Linked DNA regions of Homo sapiens: region 2 is linked to region 1. A link is a loop called in an ENCODE intact Hi-C map of the cell type or tissue named here. Cell type or tissue: heart left ventricle. All regions are shown on one strand.

Region 1 (8,000 bases):
AAAATAAATCACTGTTGTTAAGCCACCCAGTCTGATTCCTTTTTATGACAGCCCTAGCATACCATACACTAGGGGTACACCTTCATCCTTTAGCACATGGCTATCTACTTGTCCCCATACCATTTGTTGAAAAGACTCTTCTTTCTCCTTTGGATGGTCTTGGCATCCTTGTCAAAAATCAGTTGACCATGGACAGTTTTATTTCTGGAGTCTCTATTCCCTTATCTGTGTGTCTGTTCTTACACCAGTACCACAGTCTTGATTACTCTAGCTTTGTAATAAGTTTTGAGATAAGGAAGTGTGCATTCTCCAGTTTTGTTCTTCTCTTTCAAGATTGTTTTGGCTATTCCAGGTCCCTTGCATTTTCATATGAATTTTAGGATCAGTTTGTCAGTTTCTGCCAAAAAGGCAATAGGATTTTAATAGGGATTGCTTTGAATCTCTGTATCCATTGAGGAGTAATGCCATCTGAATGTAAACCAAAAATGAAATCCTAAGCCCCCTGACCATTCTTTTACCTCAGTCCCTTGACAAGGGCATCTCAGAGGTAACCTGAAAAAACAAATTCAGCCCATGATGGGGGAAGGTGGGAGTCTGACATGCCTCATTATGCCATCTTCCCTTTTGGAATCACCAATAGAACAGACTTGTTAAGTCTGTTAAACATTTACAATCTATTCTCTCCAAGCCTGCTATCTGGAGGCTTCACCTGCATGATAAAACCATGGTATCCACAACCCCTTATCTTAACCCAGACATTCCTAAGTGTTTAGACAACAACTTAACTTTTTCAACCAATTGCCAATAAGAAAATCTTTGAATCTACCTGTGACCCGGAAGCTCCCACTTCCCCGTTGTTTCACCTTTCTGGACCAAACCAATGTACATCTTCCATGGATTTGATTGATGTCTCATGTCTTCCTAAAATGTATAAAACTAAGCTGTTCTCCGACCACCTTGGGCACATGTTTTCATGATCTGAGGGCTGTGTCATGGGCCATTGGTCATTTATATTTGGCTCAGCATAAACCTCTTCAAATATTTTACAGAGCTTGACTCTTCATCGACATTAACAATATTGAGACTTTTGATCCATGAACATGAGGTTTTTTCACATTTATTTAGGTCTTATTTAATTTTTTTTGATGATACTTTGTGGTTTTTAGCATACAAAAGTCTTAAAGCACTTGAAAAAATTTAATTCTAACTTTTATTCTGCTTGATGCTATTGTGAATTGAATTGTTTGTTAATTTCATTTTCACTGCGTCCTCATTACTGGTATCCAAAAATACAACTGACTTTCCTTTTTTTTTTTTTTGAGACGGAGTCTCACCCTGTCACCCAGGCTGTAGTGCAGTGGCGCAATCTCGGCTCACTGCAAGCTCCGCCTCCCAGGTTAAATAGAACCAACTTATCTATATTGATCTTATAACCTGCAACCTTGTTGAACTCATTTTCAGCTTTAATATTCATGTATGTGTATTGTGTGTTTCCCAAGATTTTTGAAATACAAGATGTCATTGTATTAGTATGTTTTCATGCAGCTGATAAAGACATACCCGAGACTGGGCAATTTACAAAAAAAAGGGGTTTATTGGACTTACAGTTCCATGTGGCTGGGGAGGCCTCACAATCATGCCTGAAGGTGAAAGGCACATCTCACGCGGCTGTGGCAAGAGAGAGAATGAGAGCAAAGTGAAACAAGTTTCCCCTTATTAAAACATCAGATTTCGTGAGACTTATTCACTACCACAAGAACAGTATGGAGGAAACCACCCCCATGATTCGGTTATCTCCACCTGGTCCCTCCCACAACACATGGGAATTATGCGAGTACAATTCAAGATGAGATTTGGGTGGGGACACAAAGCCAAATTGTATCAGTCATCTTGTAGACATATTTTTACTTCTTCCTTTCTGATTTGGATGCATTTTCTTTCTTTTTCTTGCCTAATTCCTCTGACTAAAACCTCCAGTACTGGCAGAATAGGTAACTAGGCAGACATGAACAGGACAGGAGAGGGCCCTCCTCCCCAGGAATGTCAGGTGACCATCAGGTAATGGTCATGCAGTTGTTAAACTATCTAACATAATGGTTGTAGCTTGCGCCAGGGAAAGGCTGTCTCCCAATAGATAGAAACCACCTGAAGCTGGTGATCAGCAGCTTCTTAATAAGATCTCAGGATTTTGCGAGTAGGCTCAAGCATGCCCACCAGGAGGCAAACTGGTGGAGTTTAACAGGTATATGACCCTCCTCTGGGAACACTAGTCAACTGGTAAGGGAAAAATACCTCAAATGAACATGCACACAACTTCAGTAAACACACTGTACATGCGGCCCCACCCCAGGGCTAGCAGGCCACTGTGCATGTGGACAGCCCACCCCAAGGGAAGAATCAGGGGAGAAGAAACACAAACCCTGGAATCATGCCAATGTATAAAACCCTAAGTCAAGGGTCAGACAGTATACTTGAATCTCTCAAGTTGCCTGCTTGGCTCACTTCCAAGAATACTTTACTTCCTTTCATTCCTGCTCTAAAAGTTTTTAATAAATTCTCACTCCTGCTCAAAAACTTGCCTTAATCTCTCACTCTGCCTTATGCCCTCTTGGACAAATTCTTTTTATTGAGGAGGCAAGAATCTCGAGTTGCTGCAGACCTGTACAGATTCACTGCTAACAGTACAATGTTGAATGGAAGTGGCAAGAGTAATTATCTTTGTCTTGTTCCTGATCTCTTTTACCCTCTATCAGAAAAGTTTTTTTTTTCCTTAGAACTTCATTTCTGGATTACTACTGTCACCACCATTGTCACTGTAACCACCTGACAGGTGCTTCCTGCCCACTGCACAAACAAAATCAATTCATGGAGCATTGCAGTAAAGAAAGAGGTTAATTGATATGAAGACAGCCACACTTTGCAGGTGATGGAATTATTACTCAAATCAGTCTCATTGAAGGTTAGGGATTTTCCCAAGGTAGTTTGGAAGAAGGGGTGGAGGTGGCTAGACAATGGATACTTGCTGCTGATTGGTTGGGGGCACAATCATAGGGGTGTGGAAAACGGTCATCTTGTGCGCTGAGTTGCTTCTGGGTGGGGCCACAGGAGCAGTTGGTGGGTCCAGGTGGAGCCATTGGTGTCATGCAAAAAACCTGAAAAGATATCCCAAAAGGCCATTCTTAGGTTCTATAATAGTGATGTTATCTACAGGAGTAATTGGGAAAGTTGCATATCTTGTGACCTCCAGAATAATGGCTGACAATCACGTCCACACCATAGAAGAATTCAAGCTCCTCTATCCCCCTAGCCTGGTGGTCTCTCATTAGCTTTACAAGGTCGGTTGAGTTTTGGGGAAAGGCTATTATCATTTAAACTATAAACTAAATGTTTCCCAAAGTTAGCTTGGCTTAAGCCCAGGAATAATGAATGGCAGCTTGAAGGCTAAAGCCAGGAGGGGAGTTGGCTAGATGAGATCAAGAAGTTAGCCGGGCATGGTGGTGGGCGCCTGTAGTCCCAGCGACTCCAGAGGCTGAGCCAGGAGAATGGTGTGAACCCAGGAGGCAGAGCTTGCAGTGAGCCGAGATCACGCCACTGCACTCCAGCCTGGGCGACAGAGCAAGACTCCGTCTCAAAAAAAAAAGAAAGAAAAGCAAAAGACCTTGAAACTGGAAAATGGATTTCAGTTCTCCCTAGTCTTTGATGTACCAACTTGGGTTAAAAGTTCTTGTTTCTGTGTTTGAAGATAGTGACTTAAGGAAGAACTGAAGTTGGGAATGTAGTTTCTGTAGTTAATATTCATGTTACAAAAATAGAAGTCTAAACACCTGAAAAAAAGAATGAAACAACTCATAAACTTTTTTTTTGGATTTGCAATGATTTTGTACATTCCATTAGTTTTGTAACTTTCATGAAGGAATGCCTATTGTCCTGTTGGTGGCAGTAAAACACCACTCCTGGATCATTTGTTACTTGAATATTTCATTTGTTTGTTTTTAACTTTCTCTAGTGCATCTTCAGTTTGATGATAGGTTAGTTTCAAGATGCTATCTAGTAAATGCTAAAACAAACCAACAAACACAAATACTGGGCTTCTAATTAGGATACTCAAGGAATTTTAAAGTTTTAAAGTTTCAGAAATAATACATTTTATGAAACAGGGATCTGTATCAGGAAAAAATGTATATCATCACAGTACCATGCACATATTATATAATACCTTAAATTTGTTGAAGCAATTTCTCATTACTTATTTCTCATGAAACAATCCAAAATATCAAGAAGGGAAGACAGTTGAATAAACACACCATTTCCAAGTAGTCAGTGATTAAATTGAACTTAATGTACCCTAAGAAATACAAGCTCCCTTGACAGAGAACAAACAGAACAAAAAAATCCAGTTTCCTCCTTGTTCTATTTTTGTGAGCAAAATAAGTACTCATTTAAGCTTCCATCCCTTTTACTTAAAAATCCCTCTCTGTCTTCATCCTCTTCTGCTTTGCTCTTGTCTTTAATGAAGGTCTGTTCTGCCCCCATTCCAAGGCTAACTTCCTCACTATGTCCTTGATCCCATCTTTCCTGTCTCTCTTTGGAGAAGCCTGTGATGGTTAGTTAGTTCACTTATTCAACAGATATTCACTATTGACAGTCCCTGGGTTAGATGTCAGGGGATACAGAGATGACATTCTGTGTCCTGAAGTTGTCACATCTAATAGGGGAGGCACACAGACATAAGAATTCAGTGTGTTTGATCCTGGGGTTTAAAAGGGATCTTTGGGAGCCTAAAGGCAGAATGCCAAATTCATTCTGGGAAACTAGTAAACATTTTCCAAAGGTGGCATCTAACCTGAGAATAGGACATGAGGGTGAGAGTGAACAGCATGTAGAAGAGGAATGAGGAAGAATGGCTGAGGCAAGTCCTTTGCCATGGCACATTTGAGGGGGATGCGCAGGATACGATTCTGAGGGGCTTTAATTACATTTCTGCCATCAATTTATTGTGGAATTTTAATCAAATCATCTAACCTTTTAACACTTAATTTCCTAACTTATAAAATAAAGAGACAGGGAAGCATGCTCTAAATTTATGTCATGCCAGCTGTGTCAATCTGTGCTATAGGTGTGTGTATATGTGTGTATGTTTGTATGTCTTATATAACCATTTCAGTCCTTTAATGAGTAGATAAGAATCTTTGTATAATTTGCATGTTTGTTGTTTAAGTGCTTGGCTAAATTTATCTTTGCCTCTTTTACAAAAAAAAAAGTGTTTACAGAACAATATAATAAAATTAGGAGCAAAGGAATATTTTATTTGTTATACTTCAAGATGAATACCACCAAAATGTTTTCATTTCAACTTAAAAATCTCTTTATAACCATACTTGAATATAAACAACCCATTTGTTCTACATTAGTGAAATGTTAGTGTGTGTATTTTCTAGCACTCACACCTCTGCACTGTGATCATTCTATCAGGTATTTCTAGATATCCAAGCAATGTGTTGGATCTATGTAAAAAAAATCTGACAGCTACCATCAATAACAATATAATTGTGTAGCATTTAAACAGTTTGTAATGAGCTCTCAAATGCATTTTTTAAATGTTTAATAAATAAAATTAATAGTAAGACACCTATCATTTATTGAGCACTTAAAATGTATCTGATGCTGTGCTAAGCACTTTAAAACTAATCTTCACGGCCGGGCACATTGGCCCACGCCTATAATCCCAGCACTTTGGAAGGCCGAGGCAGGTGGATCACGAGGTCAGAAGTTCAAGACCAGCCTGGCCAAGATGGTGAAACCCCATCTCTACTAAAAATACAAAAAATTAGCCGGGCCTGGTGGTGGGTGCCTGTAATCCCAGCTACTCGAGAGGCTGAGGCAAAGAATTGCTTGAAGCCGGGAGGCAGAGGTTGCAGTGAGCTGAGATCACGCCACTGCACTACAGCCTGGACGACAGAGTCAGACTGTCTCAAAAAAAAACAAAAAACAAAACAAAAAAAAATAACTAATCTTCACTACCTTTAATTTTGTTTATTGTAGTATAATATACGTAACATAAAATGTACAATTTTGGTCAGGGCAGTGGCTCAGGCCTGTAATCCCAGCACTTTGGGAGGCCAAGGTGGGTGGATCACCTGAGGTCAGGAGTTCGAGATCACCCTGGCCAACATGGAGAAACCCCATTTCTACTAAAAATACAAAATTAGCGGGTGTTGTGGCGTGTGCCTGGCTACTCAGGAGACTGAGATGGGAGAATCGCTTGAACCCGGGAGGCGGAGCTTGTGGTGAGCTGAGATCGCACCACTGCACTCCAGCCTGGGCAACAGAGCAAGACTCCATCTCAAAAAAAAAAAAAAAAAAAAAAAAAGTACAGTTTTAACCATTCCTAAGTACACAGTTCAGTGACATTAGGTAAATTGACATTGTTGTGCAACTATCACCACCATCCATCTCCAGATCTTTTTTTCATCTTGCAAAACTGAAACTCTTGCACCTGTTAAATAGTAACTCCCCATTCCTTTCTCCCCTTAGCCCCTGGCAGTCACCATTCTGCTTTCTGTCTCTATGAATTTGGCTACTCTAGGTACCTCATGTAAGTGGAATTATATCGTATTTGTCTTATCTCTGGCATATTTCACTTAGCATAGTGTATGACCCTTAATTTTTTTACTGACATTAATTAAAAGAAATCCTAATTTTAACAATAATTCTATTACTGTTAATATTGTATTACTATTTTATCAGTGATTCTATTACTGTTAATACTGTATTGACTTGTTGGTATGAATCAATATGCTCATTTTACAGATTAGGAAACTAAGACTTATAAAAAGTTAAAAAACTTGGTTAAAGTCATTCAGTTAGGCAAATGACATACCACAATCACAACTAGGCCTGTCTTACTACAGAGGCAGTGTTCTTAACTTCTAAGCTATGGGGTGTGTGTGTGTGTGTGTGTTTATTTTAAACCTTACAATTGCTCTGTGAACAAGAGATTATATCCTACTTGATACTCAAATCCCAGGCATGGCGACATATGCCTGTAATCCTAGCTACTTGGAAGGCTAAGGTGGAAAGATCACTTGAGCCCATGAGTGCAAGACTAATCTGAACAACATAGTGAGACCCGTTATCTAAAAAGTAATAAACAAATAAATAAATAAAAGCCAGGTGGCTCTCACTAAAAATTCCATGCCTTTTTACGTTATACAGCAGGAGACCCTTAAATTATAGTGAAATCAGTCTCCATTCCACAAATCTATGTTGACATCATACTATGAGTGAAAACAGGTTTTTTAATTCAAGTTGTTTGAATTAAGCATATTCTATTGTATGTTCAAAGATAGTTGTCCCAATTTAAAAATGTCCTTGGTTGAATAGGATAGAAGCAGAGCCAGAGCAACCAAGAGCCATTGCTATATGAACAAATAATTGAATTTAGGCTAATGAAAATGAACTCACTGTCAAAAATCATCATGAAATTAAAATATTCTCTGCTCTTGACTGGCTGGAATAATATTTGATTCCTGAGTTCTGCCTTTCCACTTATTCTGTCATAATCTTTGAGATATATGAAGTCATCCCTGAATACTGTTTAATGCTCTGGTTAAACTCCATTTCACTCTGACCAATCAGAGTATGTGAGCTGATCATAAGGAGCTATTATCAAGAGACTTGTCAGAGGATTCACTGCCCAATATGTTTTTATGACCCTTTTTATCTGTAAGAGTTGCTGGTATTGCTTTTTAGAATGAAATAGACTAATTTTGTCCATTACAGTGTTGATAGTTTGATAACTCACTGTGGGAATCAATTGATCTTATCAGAATAATATAACCAGTAGAGGAAATGTAACTGAAGCATATACAGTTTTATTTAATATATTGTTTATGCAGGTTGAGAAAAGGCTGAAATATGCTCCTTTTGCTAGAAATGTAATAACTAAAACGCCCATAGCCTTGATCTTTTTTATCTTTTATTGCTTTTCCTTGACTAAG
Region 2 (8,000 bases), 210 kb after region 1:
CACCAAGAGAACCCTTTATGTGAGTCAGTCTGGAGTGACTGCCATTATAGGTATTCCTGAAGTAATTGATTATTGAGTACCAGGGTAGCTCATGATGTGAGTGCTAGAACAGCCCCTGAAGAAAAGGTTCCATCAGACCTTCATTCTTCCTCTGCCTTCTCTCTTCCCTCCTTGACTCTCTTTCCCTCTCTTTTAAGAAAAGTAAATATGACCTGGACCCTCCCTTTGGGAGCTTTTTATCTAGATGAAAGAATCTAGATGAAAGAATAAAAACTGCTGTTTCATGCATATTTCCTCCTAACTTCTGATTTTGCAGTTTCCTCCTCATTGGGGTTTATTTGCTTACCAAAAAGCTGTCCCTGCAGTTGAAGTGACCTGCCCCACCAGTCTTCTAGGAAGGGCCCTAGCCTGAGAGTGAAAAGTACTGGCTTTGCAGGCCTTCACCTAGTTTGCCCAGTACTTTCCCATTCCCAGTTCATGAAAATCAGATCTCTTAATTAAAATAGCAAAACACTGGCAAACTTTAAACAAATATAAAAGTAGATTGTATTTAAGACAATATGTAAGCAAACAAACACTAATTAGGAAATTAGGTTCTTTGCAAAAATAAATCATTTCTTACTCTGACCATTTTAGTGCTAATTTCAGGCTTCCTGGGCACCAAAGGCTCTTCAGCTTTTCCCTCTGGCAGAGCCTTCCTCTCTTGAGAACTCGCCCTCTCTCGGATTCCTTAAATAAAGATTTCTCAGTGATTAGAAGTGAAAAAAAGGTGCAACATCTCCATTTCAGTTTCTGTTTGCTATCTGCTTTCAGGCCTTTCCTGTCCTTCCCTATTTGCAAGGAACAAAAGAGAAGAGACATGATTAGTACTGTCCTGCTGAGGACCAGGGGTCTAGGTTCCCTCTCACCATAGCAAGTTCTGTTAGACCAGAAGCTACATGGACTAAGTGGAAAATTATTTTGTTTTATTTTAAGTTGAACAACTGGCCTGGTTAGTTCTTTCAGAAATCATTTATCAGAGATCCTCATTTCTGATATTAGGGCTGAGTCTTTTCTGAGGTTATTGGTTGATTCATGATTAAATCACACATTGCAATGCTTGTTTCTCTCATACATATATAGCAGAAGCCTTAGATTGCAATTAGAACTTTCAGTATCAATGAGACATTATAAGATATTGTTAAGTATTTAGACTTGATAATGACAGTGTTTCAATCTTATCAAATTATGGTGAAGGCTGTCTGGTGCAGTGGCTCACGCCTGTAATCCTAGCACTTTGGGAGGCCGAGGCAGGTGGATTGCCTGAGCTTAGGAGTTCGAGACCAGCCTGGGGAACACGGTGAAACCGAGTCTCTATTAAAAATACAAAAAATTAGCCAGGTGTGGCGGCATGCGCCCGTAATCCCAGCTACTAGGGAGGCTGAGACAGGAGAATCTCTTGAACCTGGGAGGTGGAGGTTGCAGTGAGCCAAGATCGCACCATTGTACTCCAGCCTGGGTGACAGAGCGAGACTCTGTCTCAAAAAAAAAAAAAAAAAAAAAAAAATTATGGTGAAGGCTTTATAATTTGGGCTCAAAGGTAGAATTTGAAAGGCTTTATAATTTGGGCTCAAAGGTAGAATTTGTGTTTAGCATTTCATTCATTAACATTAAAATTAATTCCTACTTAAGTGAGGTATAGTGGTTGGCTGTACAAAAATTCAAAAGACCACTGTTAGAGGGATACTCAAGTTATTTCAGATCTGGCCCTACTTTGATGAACAGAACAATTGCTCCTACTTTTCTGTTTAACATAAGAGGAGAAACTGTGAATTAAGCTTCCTGGAAAACTGGACTCTTCCCTATAGGACCCACAACAATTGCTGCAGATGTTGTATATGGTAACAGTAGAAATAAGTGAAGTTGCCTTAATCTTGACCTAATGAAGACTGTTCAGCAGAAAATGTGCAAATAAAAATAATAGGTCTTCTTAGCATAAACATTTAGGTGTTTTTGAAAAAAATTCCTCGGGGAAGTGTTTTTCCCCCTTTTCTTTTCTTTTTCTTTCATTTCTTTTTTTTTTTTTTTTCTTTGAGACAGTCTAGCCCTGTAGTCCAGGCTGGAGTGCAATAGTGCGATCTTGGCTCACTGCAACCTCTATCTCCTGGTTTCGAGCAATTCTCCTGCCTCTGTCTCCTGAGTAGCTGGAATTACAGGTGCCCAAAACCATGCCTGGCTGATTTTTGTATTTTTAATAGAGACGGGGTTTCACCATGTTGGCCAGGCTGATCCCGAACTCCTGGCTTCAGGTGACCCACCCACCTCAGCCTCCCAAAGTGCTGGGATTACAGGCGTGAGCCACCGCGCCTGGCCAGCATTTACTTTAAAACATTTTCATAAAATGTTAAAATTTTAGATGGCTCTCCAAGAGACCAAACTGAAAAAAAAACATTTATTTCAGTATCATGATGAACATTATGAAAGGATCAGTCTGTTCACAAAGTGGAAATTGCTGTGGGTCCTGTAAGAGGAAGGCTTAGTTGCAGTCTTCTTTATTAGCAGGGCTCAAACATTCTGGGGTAGAACTTGAACCAGTGGGCTGCAGTTACAGGGAGAGAGTTGGTTCAGTTTTTAAGAACACTGAAATGAGCAGTACAATTGTTTTTTGTTTTTTTTTTTTTTTTTTTTTTTTTTTGAGACGGAGTCTCGCTCTGTCGCCCAGGCTGGAATGCAGTGGCAAGATCTCGGCTCACTGCAAGCTCCGCCTCCTGGTTTCACGCCATTCTCCTGCCTCAGCCTCCTGAGTAGCTGGGACTACAGGCACCTGCCACCATGCCCGGCTAATTTTTTTTGTATTTTTAGTAGAGACAGGGTTTCACCGTGTTAGCCAGGATGGCCTCGATCTCCTGACCTCGTGATCAGCCTGCCTCGGCCTCCCAGGGTGCTGGGATTACAGATGTGAGCCACCGCACCCGGCTGTACAGCTGCTCTCAAAGTGCCACTCTGTGCCTATCTGTCAGAGACTTTGGGGAGGGTCTCCCTGCTTTGTGAGTAACCTCAGTCAGTCATCTGGCTTGGGGCTCTAGAATGGAAGCTTTGTGCTTCCATGGTTTATTTATTTTTCTCTTTTTGTTTTCTTTTAAAATGCCGTACTTTATGCCACATCCTTTCATGATGTACATCAGGTGACTTACAACTTATGAAAACTTGACTTGCAGTGTTCATATTGCATTCTCAAGGTCTACCTCTCATTTTAGTTGTTAATTTGCTGTTAGATTTTCCCCCCTAAAATCTAATGCATCAGAGCAATTTTTAGAGTCTTAAAGACTTTTAAGGGACTTTTTCGCCTTAACTACCCAACGGTTTCAAATGATCTGCAAACAAAGCTCTAACCACTGGGCTATGAGCCATCAGGAGCCAGAAGACAGGGCAAGCAGAGCAGCTGGAATGCAGTTTCTCTACAGTCACCAGCAGACTGTGCTGGCCTGGCCATCTGGACATGCAGGAGATATGGCAGAAAACAGACAGAAGGCCGCTTGGCCAGTCCTCAGCAGACTGGGCTGGCCTGGCCCATCTGGACATGTGGGAGATATGGCAGAAGACGGACAGAAGGCCACCTGGCCAGTTTTCACCATTATTTGGATAACATTTTGCTGCTGTCAGCCAGGGATAGCTTCTTCACATAATCACCTCTCCTCTGTGTCTGGGTTCTCTCTGCTGAACTCATCCTGTGGCCTTCTGCCATCTCCACTGCATGCAGTCTGCATCTGCAATGATTTAGCCACACCTCTTCATTCACCAAGTACTTAGGGAGCACCTATTCTGTACTTGGCATTGGGCTTGGTGCTTGGGATAGAGTGATGAGCAAAAGAGATATAGTTCTTGTCTCCTGGAGCTTAAAGCCTAGTGGGCAAGACAAATAAATCCCATGTGTAAGTTGTCATTACAGTCCTATTAAGGGAAATATGAGAGATTTAGATAGGGGAGCTAACTTAGATGAGGGTGAGTGGGCCAGGGCTGAGGGCATGCTTCATTGCCATGTGAACTTGAAGCCGAGGCCTAAAAGGTGAGAGCCTGACGTGTTAAATAGACATCATCATTCTAGAAATATGATCTTTTCTTCCTGGGTTCCTGGTCCATATTTCCATTTTCTTCATGGCTCTCTCTATCATGGGTTTTTGGTCTTGATTTCTCCTTACTAGACTCACTGCCCTGTGTGAGTGGCCATGTGGGCAGGTTTACCTCAGCTAGTCTTTGAATTTGCCACCTAACTGTTGTCCTCAGACCACCCTGTCTGCTCCCCTCTCTGAGTCAACCCCCATTCTCCACCAGTTGGAAGTTTCTGTGTGAGGCTCTACCCCTTCATCAGATCCATCTACACAGAGTGAGTGCTGCTGTAACATCTAAAAATCTGTAAGAAGCATTTAGAAGGAGGATGGACTTTGATGTTATTCAAATCTGAATTCAGATCATGACTCTATTAGATGTGTGACCCCAGACAGTTTGTTGGATCTTTCCAAACCTCACTGTCATAATCTGTAAAATTATTGTTGGTGTGTGGATTAGAAATAATGTGTGCCAACTAGATGGCACATAGTTGGCATTCAGTGAAAGCAGCCATCGCTTGGTTGAGCTAGGAGGGAAAATAATGACTTGCAATAATTTTGGAACAGCAACTGAAGATTGGGTTTGGAGAAGATTTCCACACACTTTCTTTACCCTCTGTATGACTGTGATGTATGACTGTGATGCACCATGATTTGCAGGCAGAAGACAAGGCAGATGTGTTGAATAAAGAGCTCCTTTTGACCAAACAGAGGCTGGTGGAGACTGAAGAGGAGAAGAGGAAGCAAGAGGAAGAGACTGCCCAGGTAAAAGGAATAATATGTAGGCTTTTCTTTACAAAGGTATGTTGGTAGGGAATTAACACTATAAAAAAGAAGGAAAATTAAATTTCTTCTAAATCAAAGGTGATGTTAAAGCAGTAATGTAAGTAGTTGAGTGTACTTACTCAACATTTTTGTTCAACATTTCTGACATTTTTTTTTTGAAGGGTGTTAAAAGAGGAGGCAGTATTTCTACCCTTGAACAGCTTTTAGGAATTTGCCTTTACTGAGATATTTAGCAAGAGTGTTGAGTTTTCTCTAAGTTTAGTAACTTGGAATTATGATCCAAGAGCTTTGACAAATCTGCAAATTTTGTGTTGTATCTCCAAGATAATTGACTTCTCTGAAGTAGTTTATGAGCATTGTTAAACCGAAAGCCTACAGAGATCTCTGCTGGGAGTTGCCACACAGCCCCTGCCGCAATCAGTCACACTTCATTTTCCTGATTCACACCTTAAGCAGCATCAGTATTCCTGGCTAAGCTTTCAAACCTATTTCCTGGGGGAATATAAAGAAACATTTTGGGAACCAGCCTTGAAGTTAGCACCCTACACTCTTCATGGGAGCTGTAAGGCTAATTAGCCAGAAAATGCCACCAGTGCAAAGCAGTATAGGATAGGGGCAGAGAGGCCTATGGGCCCAAGGAATTGGAGCTTTCCGCTTCCCCAAGGAAGAACATGCTGCTTCATCAGTGTTTTCTACCCCTGTCAGTCCCAGCCAGGGGCCTGACACAGATTAGATTATGAGTCAGAGTTTCATCACAAACAATTGAAGTCTTCTGCCAAGAGTGTGTTTGAATTTTACTAATGTAGCTAACTTATAAAGTGAGGAAGCATCTCAAATCGTGATTAGCTTATTTTAATGAGTTTCATTCTGAGACATCAGTAATACTAAACTTAAAGCACAGCATAAAGCATTTCAAGGATCTACATCCAAGCAACCAGAAAAAAAGTTCCACTAAAGTTACATGTGGAGGAATGTGTCATTTAGCACCTTCCAGACTTTATAAAAAGTGTTCCATGGTTTCTTTTTCCTTGGAATCTGATTTAATGAGTCTTTGGCATTTACAGCGGCCCAGGATATATATTTCTTACCTACTCAAAAATTTTCAGGGGCTGATTACCCAGTTTTAGATTATTTAGGCTCCTTAATGGGTTTTGTTTTTTCTTTACTTCCTGCCATCTTTGGGCCACTTAAGCTACTCTAGATGAGGCATAAGGCTCTTGGCAAGTAAATTTAACCCAGGTTCTACCTGCTCCGTGGTTCCATAGACATATATACTAGCCTGTAAGCAATTGATACCTAAAATGGGAAGGAATATGACACTTGAATACTCACCTAGTATGTTGCAAGAACAATGCAAGATGCTTTGCACCCTTCCTCCCCTCCATGTGCATCTGTGTGTGTGTAACTGTTTTAATCATTATGGTACCCTTGTAAAATAGGGATTATTCTCATTTTCAGATGAGGAAACTATGGCTTAGATAAATTTAGTGACCCTTGCTCAAAGACTCTCAGCCAGCCAAGTCTGTCCTAACATCTATGGGGCCTTATCGTGGAAGGCGAGAAGGTTATTGTTTATGTCCTTAAATTATGTCAGATAGAGAATAAAGATCAATATAAACAACTGAGTGTAGATCACTATAACTTACCAATTGCTTTTAGAATTTTAGAATCTAACAGATATGAAGAAATTCAGAAATCTAATGAGTGCTATTATAAATTGCAATAATTTATGAACTAGCAATTACAGAGTATACGCCATTAATAATTTGGGATGCTTTAGTGCAGAACGCATCTCTTTATTCTGATTATGTACTTAAAGTTTAAGCAGAGTTGTTTTTTGTTTGTTTCATTACTTGTTTGTTCAACAACTTGCAGAATTTAATTCTTTCCTTTGTATCTGGTAGCACCTGAGCTTTTCCATCACCTTAATTTTCCCCTATACCTAGAATTCTAGAGCTGCTGGGCCACAAAAATAACTGTGGTTATAACTATAGCATTCATAATTTAACATTTCAGTGACTGTAACAGGTACCTGCCATTATGTGTCACTTTAGCTCCTTCTAAAGTCAGTTTCTTTAGTCCCTGAATCTCCTGTCCTTCTCAAAACTCTTATCTTCCCCCGTCTTTTCTAACTCTAGTCCCCAAAGCCTCTTGTTTCTGCCTCCAGAGAGGTAACAGCAGTAAAGGTAGACTATAAATAAGGAGGCCTACAATGATTTTTTTCAGTAATTTATAACATCAAGAGTAACAAATTTAGCATGCAGTATTGCCTTGATGTTTTGTTTTAGACTCTTATAAGGATAAAGATAGCTTCTGAATGGATACTTATTTAGCAATATGTTTAGAAGTAGCAAGCATAAGCAATTTTATAATGGTGTTGTTCATATGTCTCATATTTTACAGAAAAGAAAGTAAGGTTTCTGCATCTCTGGAGATGATTGACTTTTTCAGATTATCAAGATGCAGCTTCCATGAAGATAATTTATATAGTTAACATTGTTACCATTGTTACTGACTATGAATCAGACAGACTTGAATATAGATGTTTGTGAAAATTTAAGATTTTGGCTAAATCCTGATATTTCTCATTCTATTCTTTCTAGCTAAAAGAAGTCTTCAGGAAACAGCTAGAGAAGGCAGAATATGAAATAAAGAAGACTACAGCTATCATTGCTGAGTATAAACAGGTAATGTACTTCTGTGGCACATAGAGCTAGTTATAGTTTGCTGCTATAAAAGTAATTTTTTTTTTTTTGCTTGAGGCCAGGAGTTTGAGACTAGCCTGAGCAACATAGCAGGACCCCATATCTACAAGGAAAAAAAATTTTTTAGTTAGCCAGGCACAGTGGCATGTGCCGGTAGTCCCAGCTACCCGGGAGGCTGAGGCAGGAGGATCAGTTGTACCCAGGAGTTTGAGGCTGCAGTGAACTATGATTGCACCACTGTACTCCAGCCTGGGCAACAGAGCAAGACCCTGTCTCTAAAAAAATAAAAATAAAAAAGTAATTATTTTGTTGTTGTTTTTCTTTGGGGGAAGAAATATTTTTGTTTTTAAAGTTTCCAGAATAGTTTTCCAGATTTATTAAATTTGGTGACTCACTGTCTCCTTTGAAGCAGACACTGGTTGGA

What was found. A loop is a pair of places that touch in the nucleus more often than their neighbours do. Peaks named below come from ENCODE experiments on the same cell type or tissue, not always from the same donor. Only the 100,000 strongest peaks of a DNase experiment are listed, where the experiment ranks them.
Region 2: a loop joins it to region 1, with 5 times the contacts of the local background. A loop is called at or near these places in 89 of 110 quality-filtered maps.

Annotation. Positions count from the first base shown.
Region 1 is chr1:174,766,223-174,774,222 of GRCh38, forward strand. All of the region lies in intron 18 of RABGAP1L (RAB GTPase activating protein 1 like), which reads left to right. Among named protein-coding and RNA genes, the nearest start is that of RABGAP1L-AS1, 180 kb to the right of the region's middle. In heart left ventricle, a CTCF peak has its summit at 3,932 (motif pointing right); no DNase peak of the experiment used is centred here.
Region 2 is chr1:174,971,333-174,979,332 of GRCh38, forward strand. RABGAP1L (RAB GTPase activating protein 1 like) reads left to right here. Exons shown (of 26, transcript NM_001366446.1): 22 at 4,746-4,850; 23 at 7,475-7,558. Among named protein-coding and RNA genes, the nearest start is that of RABGAP1L-AS1, 21 kb to the left of the region's middle. In heart left ventricle, no CTCF peak of the experiment used is centred here; a DNase peak (open chromatin) is centred at 3,519.